2 separate regions of the Mus musculus genome follow, and region 1 is linked to region 2. A link is a loop called in an ENCODE intact Hi-C map of the cell type or tissue named here. Cell type or tissue: left cerebral cortex. All regions are shown on one strand. Each heading gives the region's core, and the rest is flanking DNA. Links, peaks and the distances in the headings are about the cores only.

Region 1 (5,381 bases), core at 210-5,209, 410 kb after region 2:
TTACTTGCTGGAAGATGTGCAATTGCGTTTTAATTTGGTCTTGTTTTACTTCCTTACTTTATAACTTTGCAGAATAGACTCCTGCAATAATCAAGTAAGCTTATGAACTCTCAATGTCCTTAGAAACTTAGGCGTTAAAGAATTGAAATGCACAGGGGAAGAAAAGACAGAAAATGACTAAATAGTAAAACATCTATTTTTTTTTAAATTTAAATCCACTGAAGATTGCACATGCTGAATTTTTTAAAAGGAGCTTTACCGACACAAATCTCTTTGGTTCAATTTCTTAATTAAGATACATTTTTAGCATCTAAATAGTAATTAAAATTAAAAATATCATTAGCCACCAACGTAGCAGAATGTTAATACCACAGTTGGTAATGTGTTTAGAATCCCAAGGAATAACAGAAATCATGGATGCGTATGCAACAGTGTGGTTTCAACTGATCTCTGTCTTGGACTTCATTCTGTTTCCCCTTTAATGTCATGATTGAGTAGGCTGTTTTTTTAGCTAAGCTTCAACACAATAGGCCACTTGCATGGAATAACACCTTAGGTGTTACTATACAGTGAGGTTTCTTAAATGTCCCATAACAGCAGAACAACAGTGAGAGGGTCAGCAGAAGCCTCTCACTTGTGTGAGAAAATCTAAATGCACTGAATATTTTCTGTGGAAGAACCATTGAGATGGTTTTAAAATTTAGATTATTATAGAATACACATTTGCTGTCTCTAGCCAAAGTATAGGAATTGTCTTTTAAATGTTCTGCTATAAGGATTATTACACATTTGTTCATGCCCCAGCAGGTGGCAGCTAACTAGAATAAGATTCATTTTCACCCGGAGACTAGGAAACTAAAATTGCTTCTAAAGTAATAGTGCCCAAGAAGAAGAGGTCATTAGTGTCAGGTAATACAGAAGTGCAGTGAAAGATGGAGCTAATGTCTTTCGTCCTTCTCACTGTTGATGTTGTTGTAGGAACAAGCTTTGCATGGACACAATATACATTTCCCTTCTTTATTTTCATTGTAAGCTTGATAGTTCTTCGTATTAGCCTTCCCTGATACTTTAAGGCTTTATTCTAGACATAGCTTTTCTCTGTGTGAGCACACATGTGTGTTTGCCGTTTTTCATCTCTGCTTTGACCTTGGGACCCTCAGAGCTTTAGCTCTTAGCAATAAGGATTGCCATGTGGTTGAAATAACTGCAAAGCAAATGAAGGCATAGGACAAAGCATACATTTTAATGATCACTGAAAACCTAAATCAAGTTTTTTTTTTTAAATTTTCTATTAAAAAGTAAGCAAAGATAGAACTGATACAATTTTAAGATAATTAAATGTGATCAGTAAAATATAGATTAAGAACTATTAATCCTCAGAACTATGATGATAGTGCCAGTATTGAGGAGATACTTCCAATAACTTCAAAATATCCATATAGTAGTTATAGTATAGTAGCATCTTCTATAATGCTAGATCATTGTGTGTGTGTGTGTGTGTGTGTGTTTGAAAGGTAAATTTACTGAGTTGATGCTATTGATCTGAAGAGTGAAGCTTAATAGAAAGGACTATTAATTTGTTTTCCCTCTTAACAGATGGAAATCTGGAGGCGGGTGATTAAAAGTGATAACTAATAGTACATTTAAGAAATGTTTTAAGCCACTGAATATTGACAACATGCTTTAGCATCTTAAAATTTTTTCATGCTGATTTTTTTTGTAAGTGAAAATGAATCCTTTAGTCACCCTGAAGGGTCTCAAGTGAATGTCAGTGGCTTTTGTAGTAGTACTGACTGCAAAGAGATCACTGTTAGTATGTCTCAGATGTGTTAAACAACACATGACTCACATTGAAAGACACACAAAACACATTTCACAAAGCTGATCTCTTGACTGTGTGTTCTGCAACGATTCAAAGTACTTGACTCTGTAATAGAAATATGCACACTGTCACTTCAAATGGCATGCTATCCATTCATTTTATTATTTTCAATAACTGAGAATAAATTTGTCTGAAGTGCTGTCCAAGGTCCTGAAGAAAGGTTAGTCCCTGGTATCACAGGCGTTCCATTGGACAGGTGGAGTTGGTATCTGTTAAGTTAAAGCTTTTGAACTTAGTTAATGACTATAAATGAACCCAATTTAAGAGATGTGTAATGTTGGTTCTTTGGAGATAACTTAGTACTAAGGGAAATTTTATATTAGATCTTTGTAAAGTTTATTTTGCATGAATTTCATGAACCCTGGGCTTTTCTTTTACTTTCCTACTAGATAACCAACAATGATGCCACATAAGTACCTGGCAGTGCTAGTTGTAAGTAGGCTGATGAGAACTGCTATGGCAAATACTTTCATGTTAAAAAAATTCATGAAGAAGAAATTGTGGTGTGCTTACTGTGGCTCCATGAAATGCTAGCTACACTGCAAAAATTGCAGAAATTTGATTACAACAGAACATGCTCTTTTCAGATAGTAGATATCAATTATAGCAGGAAATGAAAGCAACCAAGAATATGTATTTTCCCCTGGCTGTCGTTATTATCTCTACTAGAGTGAAGAAGTAAAATGAACAAATAGAATGGGAAAAATGAGACAGCAAATACAAGACAGGATATGTTTGGCTTCAACATGTTTTATAAGTGATGTTTCAAACATGGACTGAAGGAGTCGCTAGATACCCTTGGTTTCAGCACTAGGTGTTCCTTTTAAAGTGCTCAAATAGTGGAATTGTTTGATGGGATTGCTTGCTGGACTGCAGAACTAGCTTTTCATGATACTTATTTTTGACATTGCAGTTATGCCTCCATCTTTTAGAAAAATCAATGTCTGTTAGTGCATTTGAAGGTGTATACATTTTCAATCAGCATTTTCTGATAATGTGTTAAGTAAATATATACAGTAAAAACCTTGCTATGATGAAATGAATACATTGCGGTGTCTTCTTACTATGTAGAGAAAATATAACCATAGTAATATAAGAACTTAAATAGTATTCATACCACTCTTTTAAAATTAGATAGTCTTCAATATGATGAACTTGTAAAATTTTATAAGATCTAACTTATGCTCTATTTGTTAATAATGAACAGATATTAATAGTAAAATACAAGTTCAACAGTTTGCCCTTTGCACTTCTTAATAAGGTTATACTGTCATCAGTGATGTAGTTACCCCTTTCCTCATTATCTCTTCCTACTATTGTAAATGGCAGTAGTGGACTTGGGGATAACCGTAATCCTTGGGCAGTATATTGCCTATTCAAAAAATTCATATTAAAAGAAATGTGCATTTCTATAATTTTCTATTGTATATATTGCTACTTGTGAGTCAAGAGAGGAAGTAAATTTAAAATTTTTCATCAGAAAACTAGCCAATGATGAGAATTTTTCTAGACAAAATTTTGATCTAATACTGCATTTTTAAGGAAAAAAAACTTTAAAAAGGAGAAAATGTGAGCTCAAAGCCTTGGAATATGCTACTGCAGCTAAAACACCATTGCTTAGTATAAGATTGTCTTAGGTGAGATATTCCCTCATTGCCCCCCTAAAAATCCACCAGGAGAAATTTTTCTTCACTAATCAAGAAATGTTCCACTCAAATTTTAAAGACCACATTCAGCTCTCTCTCCAATTGCATCGCACTGTGTATTTATTCTTTTCTACTCAACATTTAAAAGTGCAACTCTTCTGCAGCTTAACAGCAAGTTAGACTGACAGCACAGTCCTCTGTTTTAGAGCATTTTCTTTTGTGAACTACAACTCCTAGGCAAAGTGACTTTGACTTAGCTAGTCAATTATTAAAATTAATCTGCTGATTGTAGGAAGTCTGTTTGCATACACCAGGCACTCTGTAGGGTCTTACTAAAAATCAAAGCAATTTTCACCGAATCATGTAATAAATCTTCCCTCTTTGCTACTCAAGGCGGGCTATCAGAACGGTTGCATAATATATATTGGGAAGCTCAGTGGCAGGAAACAGCTATCTCAATTTTTCTCACTTTATCTTGGCCTAACGTCAGAAGCTGTGCAGCAGTGCAGTGGAATACGGGCCTGGTGAAACCCTTGCTAGCAAAGCTCCCTTTGTGTTGGGACTGTGGCTGGCTTTCGATACCTAGTCCTTGCAGGGCTGGACTTCCTTTTGATTTTCCTCTTCTTGTGCTCTCCCAGGCTCGCGCGGCTGGACATTGTGCTTGCTGGATTTTTCCCGGATGCTCCCAGACTAACATGGATGTCCCACCATCCCTTGCAGTGGAAGCTTGCTCCTTGGCGCAGTGAGTGAAGAACATGCAGAGACTGCTAATGGGTTTGGGAAGCGGAGACTCCTTCCTCTTTCTGTGACCATGCCGTGATTGTGTTTGCGGCCACTATTCCACGCATCCTTCTTCTCGTCCAAGCCCGGAGCCTAACGCTAGATCGGGGAAGTGGGTGCCGCGCGCGCAGGCACGGAAACATCATGAAGATTATTTCCCCAGTTTTAAGTAATCTAGTCTTCAGTCGCTCCATTAAAGTCCTGCTCTGCTTGTTGTGGATCGGATATTCGCAAGGAACCACACATGTGTTAAGATTCGGTAAGATTCCCCGCATCTCACAGTCGCCTGGTGTAGGCTCCAAGGCGCCGGATGTAAACAGGCGGTCGCTCTGCCTGGCGTGGGCTTTCCACTTCCAGACCCGCTCCCTCCCGGGTTTTAAAGACCGCCCCCTGCTTTCATTTATCCTCTCTATCTTCATTTTATTTTGGGTCCCGGGAGGGCGAAGGAGGTGCCAGTGCGTGGTACTACTAGCCGGAAGCATCACCTCACTGTAGACCGCCACGGGTATAGCAGTGATGGGGGGCCCGACCAGCCTAGGCTGCTTTGGTCTCCCTGGGAACCTCCAGCTGTCTGGGTGCCGCGGTCTGAACCAAAAGGAGCTCTAGGGCTGGCAAATCTGCAGCTTGTGCTACCGAAGAGTTAATGTCTGGTAACTCTTCCCTGAGTTGCATGTGTCCGCTTCTGCCGGGACCTGCCCAGGTCCTCACTTGGAAACCGAAGGCACCAGTCCTTTTGCTTTCTTTTGTAAGAGAAGCTTATTGGTCAGTTTAATCTATTTTCCCCCCTCCTCGATGGTCTTTCTGATATGCAGAGCTTTAAGAAATATTGTTGTATAATTTCAGGCTTTATTAGTAACGGGAAGGTGTCACTCAGCGCGCAGCGAAATAGTGCAATCATGACAGGTTTCTTGTTTGTTTTGTTTTTTAACTTGCTGAGTTCTTTCACAGCTCTCCGCCCCCCCCCCGCCCCGCCCCCGCACAGAGTCCGGACCTAATAAATAAGGAACCTAGTAACTGGAGGCAGGAGGAGGAGGGGTGTTGAGTGTGTGGGTCTAAGTGCATCTTTGTTTCAC
Region 2 (5,381 bases), core at 112-5,111:
ACAGATTCTGGAGCTGTTGCAGAAAGCCAGTGGGATAATGATGATCATGAATATGGAAGGAAAAGCCAAAAATGCCTCTAATGCAAGATACATTTTAAGGATTTAAAAAAAAAAAAGAATTACTGAATACCGGAAGGGATGCAGAAAGAAAGGAAGAATTAAAACAATTTTGAGGTTACACAGTGGTGTTGTGTCTTGAGATTGAGACTAAGGAGGAGAGATAAAAGGTTGAACATATTGATATTGAGTGTCATATAAAACAGTTAAAAGTTGGGAATAAGTAGTTGTTTTAGGAGTTTATATGGTAAGTTATGATTGTTGTAAGAAATCTAAGTTTCTGGGAGACACTCACAAAAATATTTCTAGTCAAGGTGTATATACTTTCATTAAAAAAAAAAAACAAAAAAAAAACAAACAAACAAAAAAAAAAAAACCTAGACCAGGGCTGAGCATGATGAATTTCAACATTTTAATGGACCTAGTATTAGGGAGTGAGAGACTGAAAAGGAAGGTTTACAGAGAATATCTTTTGTTTTGTTTGGATGCAAATTAAAACCTTACAGCCTACACAAAACGGTAGAACAGAAGGTGGAACACCCCATGTGAGAGGCAGAAAGAGTTCTGGGATAGTGCCAGATGTGGCAGATTCTCCCAGGAAGATGTGACACATGGGAACTGAGCACAGGTAACCAGCCATGAGGCAGAATGTAGATCAGAGTAAATAGGTTATAATAAGTTATGATCTAGTCAGAGAAGAGCAAAGCTAAATGGCCTAGGTTTTGTAAATATATTTTGAGTCTGAGTTTTATTTCTGGGAGCGTGGGGCTGAGAGGAAAAACTGGGACCTAACTTGTATAGGAAGGTAATAAGCAATGAAGGAGAGAGCACACCTCTTAGTGGAGAAAATGATTCTTCCCCTTAGTAAGGGATGGGTAGGTAGGTCTCATGCCTCTGTGTGGTTAAACATAAAAATATGCATACTGGGACAATGGGGACAAATATACAGAAGTCACTTGAGGAAGGAAAGGGGATGAAAAAGTAGACGGCTTCCTTTGAAGAATTTGGCTATACATGCGTGAACAGAAAATTTTGGGATAGATTAATTTATCTCATTTTAGATTCAGTATGTCATTATGAGTTTTCACAAAACAGGACTGATAGAGTAGAGAGGAGAAAATGACTGAGCAAACAGGGAAGACATTTGACTGAAGTCCTTGAGAAGGTGAGGTGGGGAGGGTTGTGGTATTTCCTACACAAGTAGGAACTGAACTTTGGTAGGAGAGAGGAAGGGGAAAATGAATTGAGATAAACAAAGCTTTGTGAGTTTAAGACTGAGAATATAAAGCAGATCATTGATTTTCTTATTCTCTGGGTAATGTACTCAGGTAAGGAGAAAGTATGTGTAAAAGAATTCATGGTGAGTTACAAAGTAACAGTGGCGGAGAATCACAGTAGTGACATCTACACCTGCCTTCAAATTTCACAGGATAAGTCAGGTTGGTTGAGTGATTTTTCTCCTTATCCATAGGTGTTGATGGGCTGTTTTATCCTCAGGACTAGTGGTCAGAGGAAGGAGTTAGGATAGGGAGCACATTAAGAAAGCAGTGAGAATGGTGGGCCTTGAGTATGGGCTGCACAGAGAAGTCAGTGAGTGCAAGTAGAAACTCTCCAGGGAGAAGCCTGCAAAGCACAAATGAAGATTTCACTGTTGCTGGAGGAACAAGCTGGGCGAGAGGCACTTGAAACCAACCTGGAGGAACGAAGACCATGGGAGTGGGTGGCTGAGGGGGAGAGAGAGCGTCCTTGGAGATGTTGAAGCAGCTCTAGTCCATGTGCAGGCTGTTGAAGTGACATGCTGAAGATGATAATGGTTCCTAGGGAAACTGTGATCCTCTACAAACGACCGTGATTGAGCAAGTCTTTGAAAGATGGTTTCAGCCAATATGGGGCTAGAGTGACCTGTCTGGTTGGCAAATGAAAAGACTCTCTGAGAGGTCTGCAGTGGAGCACACCCTCGATAATGTGTGCTGTCCTGCTGCAGGCAGGTAGGGAAGGTTCAAAGGGAAAACATACAAACAAATTCTTTCCTTAAAAGGGAAGGTGGCATCCAGATGCCCTTTAAAATATTCCAAGCAGAGGGGAGGAGCGTTTGATGATTCCAGGGTCCAAAAGGCAGGGGTGCGTATGAGTTATAGAACCAGGTAGAAAGATGATACAGTCCGAAATAATGTATAATTGAAAGAGCATTTGGAGGCAAAGGCCTTTGAGTAGGCTCTCTGGAGTGACAGTTGTAGCTGCTTCTGCTTTTACCTCTGCAACCAGCATCACTTTTGTAAGGCTAACCTGTGTTCATCTCTCCAGTAGCTTTTCCTTTGTTTTGGGAGGAACTGGAGTTTATCCATCTTAGCATTTCTTACTCACACTAGATGTCACTGTTGCTTGCCTCCTAATTTCAGTCCTAAGCTTAGTCAGTGTGATTGTTCAGTGTGGCAGTCATCACCCTGAGGCCACTCTTTGCCTTACCCACACAAAGACACACACATAAGGTTTAATGAGACTCTGGTGCTTATAAAACCACTGAAGTGTTAAATAGCTTAGGGTTAAACAGAGCTTCTTATGTATATATTCTAAGAAGCTGATTATTTAGTTTTTTTTTTTTCTTTCCTTTTTCCCTTTCTGCATTAGGGAATTAAAAGGCTGTGCATGAACTCAAACTGGAATTCTATGCAAAAAACAAACAAACAAACAAACAAAAAACCAAAACCAAAAAAGAACCATTTCTTCCTACTGTAAAAATATGGCATTGCATTCCTAAATTCAAACTTGGTTAATAAAGGGCTTCCTGACCCTCTGTTTCGGGGAGTGGGAAAAATGGTGTGAAATTATACAGATATGTTCATCACCTTGATGTGTGGTAAGCTATTGTCTAAGAATGTATGCAGTGTCTTTACGGTCTGTTCTAGTGGCACAACCATGAATGTTTTCTTCATCTAAAACAGATGAGGGATTCTGCCAGCAAAAGAGAGTGTTGGTAGTTATTTGGGCAACTGGTAATGGGGCAAATGTTGAAGTCCCTTTTACTATAAGAACCTGAAGTCACTGATAGCCAGGAAGCTATTGTTTCTTTTTTCCCGACAGAAACCTCTTCAGTCAAGAAGAGTTTTCAGAGAAAGGGAGATTGAAATAGGCAATATTGCTAATTTTCATTTAAATTTCACAGAATACGTTCACTAAACTATTCAGTAGAAATATTTATTGCATAGCTGACATGTCTCAAGCACTACTTACAGTGCTAGGGACACCATGTTAAACAAAGGCGAGCTGGTTCTCCTTGTGGACTGTTGTGAGATAAAAGAGGCCAAAATAAATAGGAGACGACTTTGTCTCCTTATAGTGCAGTAGAGACTGAACCAGAAGGAAAGGATGGTGAATTCTTGGGTACATGTAGGTCTGTGCTAGGCTGGTAGGAGATAACAGAGTAGACGGGAGGACAAAGACTATTTGTACAGAGAGAAACTTGACCCACAGGTCCTACTTCAGAGGGCTTATTCACAGAAGGGAACAAAGGCTGAACAGGGCAGCTCGCATGGGAGAGGACAGAAGGCTGGAAGTGATGACAGGTGAGGATTTGGATCTACACATGTAGGAATCTTATGTGTCACAGGATCAGGGCTTAGATTTTTCTTTTTTTCTGAGTGCAGAGGTGAATGACTGTGAGTTTTTAAGGAATGGTAAAGTGATTTGGTTCGTCTTTTAAACAGATTGCCCAGAATGTTCCCTGAAAGCAAGCAGGGACCCGAATGAAGAGTTAGGCCATCTGTTAGAAAGAAGGAGCAGTGAGCTGAGGGAAGATGGTGATGAATCGGGCAAGGTCACCGGGGGAAAGCTCTGAGATCATTTCTTCAACAGTCCAAGGCTTGAAGTTCCAGTTGGATTTTTTTTTAAACCAGTTAGTTATGATAGAGAGGAAATAGGTAGTAGAAGAGGAAGGGACCAGATATTAAAAGGGCAGAAAAGGACCTAAGAGCATTTCCCTAACAGCTAACTCTATCAACCAAAGTCCTTTTTCACGCTGCAGCACACTTACTGCTATTCAGAGGACAAAGGTGAGGAGGTGAGGGTTGCTTTACTCTCATTAGAGGTGACAAAGAAAAGAAAGCGACAATGTCAGTAGCACAACATATGGACTCCCCTGGGGCCTGAGGCACAGGACCTCATAGTTACCTTTAAAGAAATCCTTAAGGGACCAGGAGAGGGGGTGGGGGTGGATACTAACAGCTGTGCTGAGCTTCCCAATAAACCTTCATGTGAAAGCTTAAGAAAAAGAGGGTGGGAAGAAGGTATAAAAAGGTACAGCACACACCACTTATGTGGGGCTGAGTGGCAGATGGGCCTGTCGTTCACACACCTTACTGTATTAGTGTGCTCACACACTGACTTCAGCTGATTCTCCCATTACCCCTGTAACCAAACGCCAGCTGCACACACATGCCATAGGGCCGAGGGAGGATGGTTTACAACCTTGCTGTTCCATAGACAGTCTGAACTGGAATCCAGAGCCTTGGGCTCAGGAATCATGCTTTGGTGGCTCCTAAAATCTTTCACTGGTTAGATACAGTTTTTCCCAACTTACGTGGAAGTGGACATGTGGAATGTTTTTCTCAGTGTTTATTTTTTATGAAGAAATCTTATCATTTACCAAAAAAATCCATTTTCTTAGTTTTTACTGAGTGTTTATAAAATATTATATATTATAGCCTGACCAGGATAAAAATCTTTGATGTTTTCTTTTATCCTGATCTAACTGTCCAATGCTTAAAAACCATGAAGGCTTTTGACATACAAATAAACACTATGAGTAGCTAATATATTCCTGTCAAATATTATTTTAGGACACAGAACAATAACGTGCTGGTTATCACTGGTAGCCCCTTACAGTAGGGAATTCTCCAGGCATCATTCAGGGCTTTGCTGCAAGTGTCAGAGGGAGATTCACCTTAACTTCAGCAAGAGGGCTGTGCTGTCAATATATCAGGAAGCTCTCTGGTTAGTTGAGAGGCCTAGAGATTGAGCAAACTGACAGGAATGCAGGCAACAAGGAACATAGTGAAGGTCACAACAAAGGAACAGCCTAGAAAGGACCCACTGCTACTGTGCCACACTAGCACCACCCCCACCTTTGTAGATGCTTCGTGGAATGCACCCCAAGCTGTCTTTATTTCTTTTTGTCACTTGTGTGCAATTCCAAATGCCTGGCAGAATCATCAGATTAGCCAAGCTTTAGTCACCTGCCCAACCTGTAGGTGATAGCAAGAGGTTGCTCTGAATCCTTTAGATATTCAGAGATGACCTTGCCTTTTACCACATAGGGAGTTTCAGAT

The links. A loop is a pair of places that touch in the nucleus more often than their neighbours do. Peaks named below come from ENCODE experiments on the same cell type or tissue, not always from the same donor. Only the 100,000 strongest peaks of a DNase experiment are listed, where the experiment ranks them.
Region 1: a loop joins it to region 2, with 4 times the contacts of the local background. A loop is called at or near these places in 6 of 42 quality-filtered maps.

Annotation. Positions count from the first base shown.
Region 1 is chr10:49,782,331-49,787,711 of GRCm38, reverse strand. Grik2 (glutamate receptor, ionotropic, kainate 2 (beta 2)) reads left to right here. Exons shown (of 17, transcript NM_001111268.3): 2 at 4,167-4,567. The coding sequence starts at 4,453. Among named protein-coding and RNA genes, the nearest start is that of Grik2, 3.7 kb to the left of the region's middle. In left cerebral cortex, for the core only: CTCF peaks have their summits at 799 (motif pointing right) and 2,653; DNase peaks (open chromatin) are centred at 2,672, 4,209, 4,724, 4,791 and 3 more places; H3K4me3 peaks cover 5,000 bases; H3K27ac peaks cover 3,256 bases.
Region 2 is chr10:50,197,146-50,202,526 of GRCm38, reverse strand. No RefSeq gene overlaps it. Among named protein-coding and RNA genes, the nearest start is that of Gm35632, 3.4 kb to the left of the region's middle. In left cerebral cortex, for the core only: a CTCF peak has its summit at 2,436; a DNase peak (open chromatin) is centred at 2,456.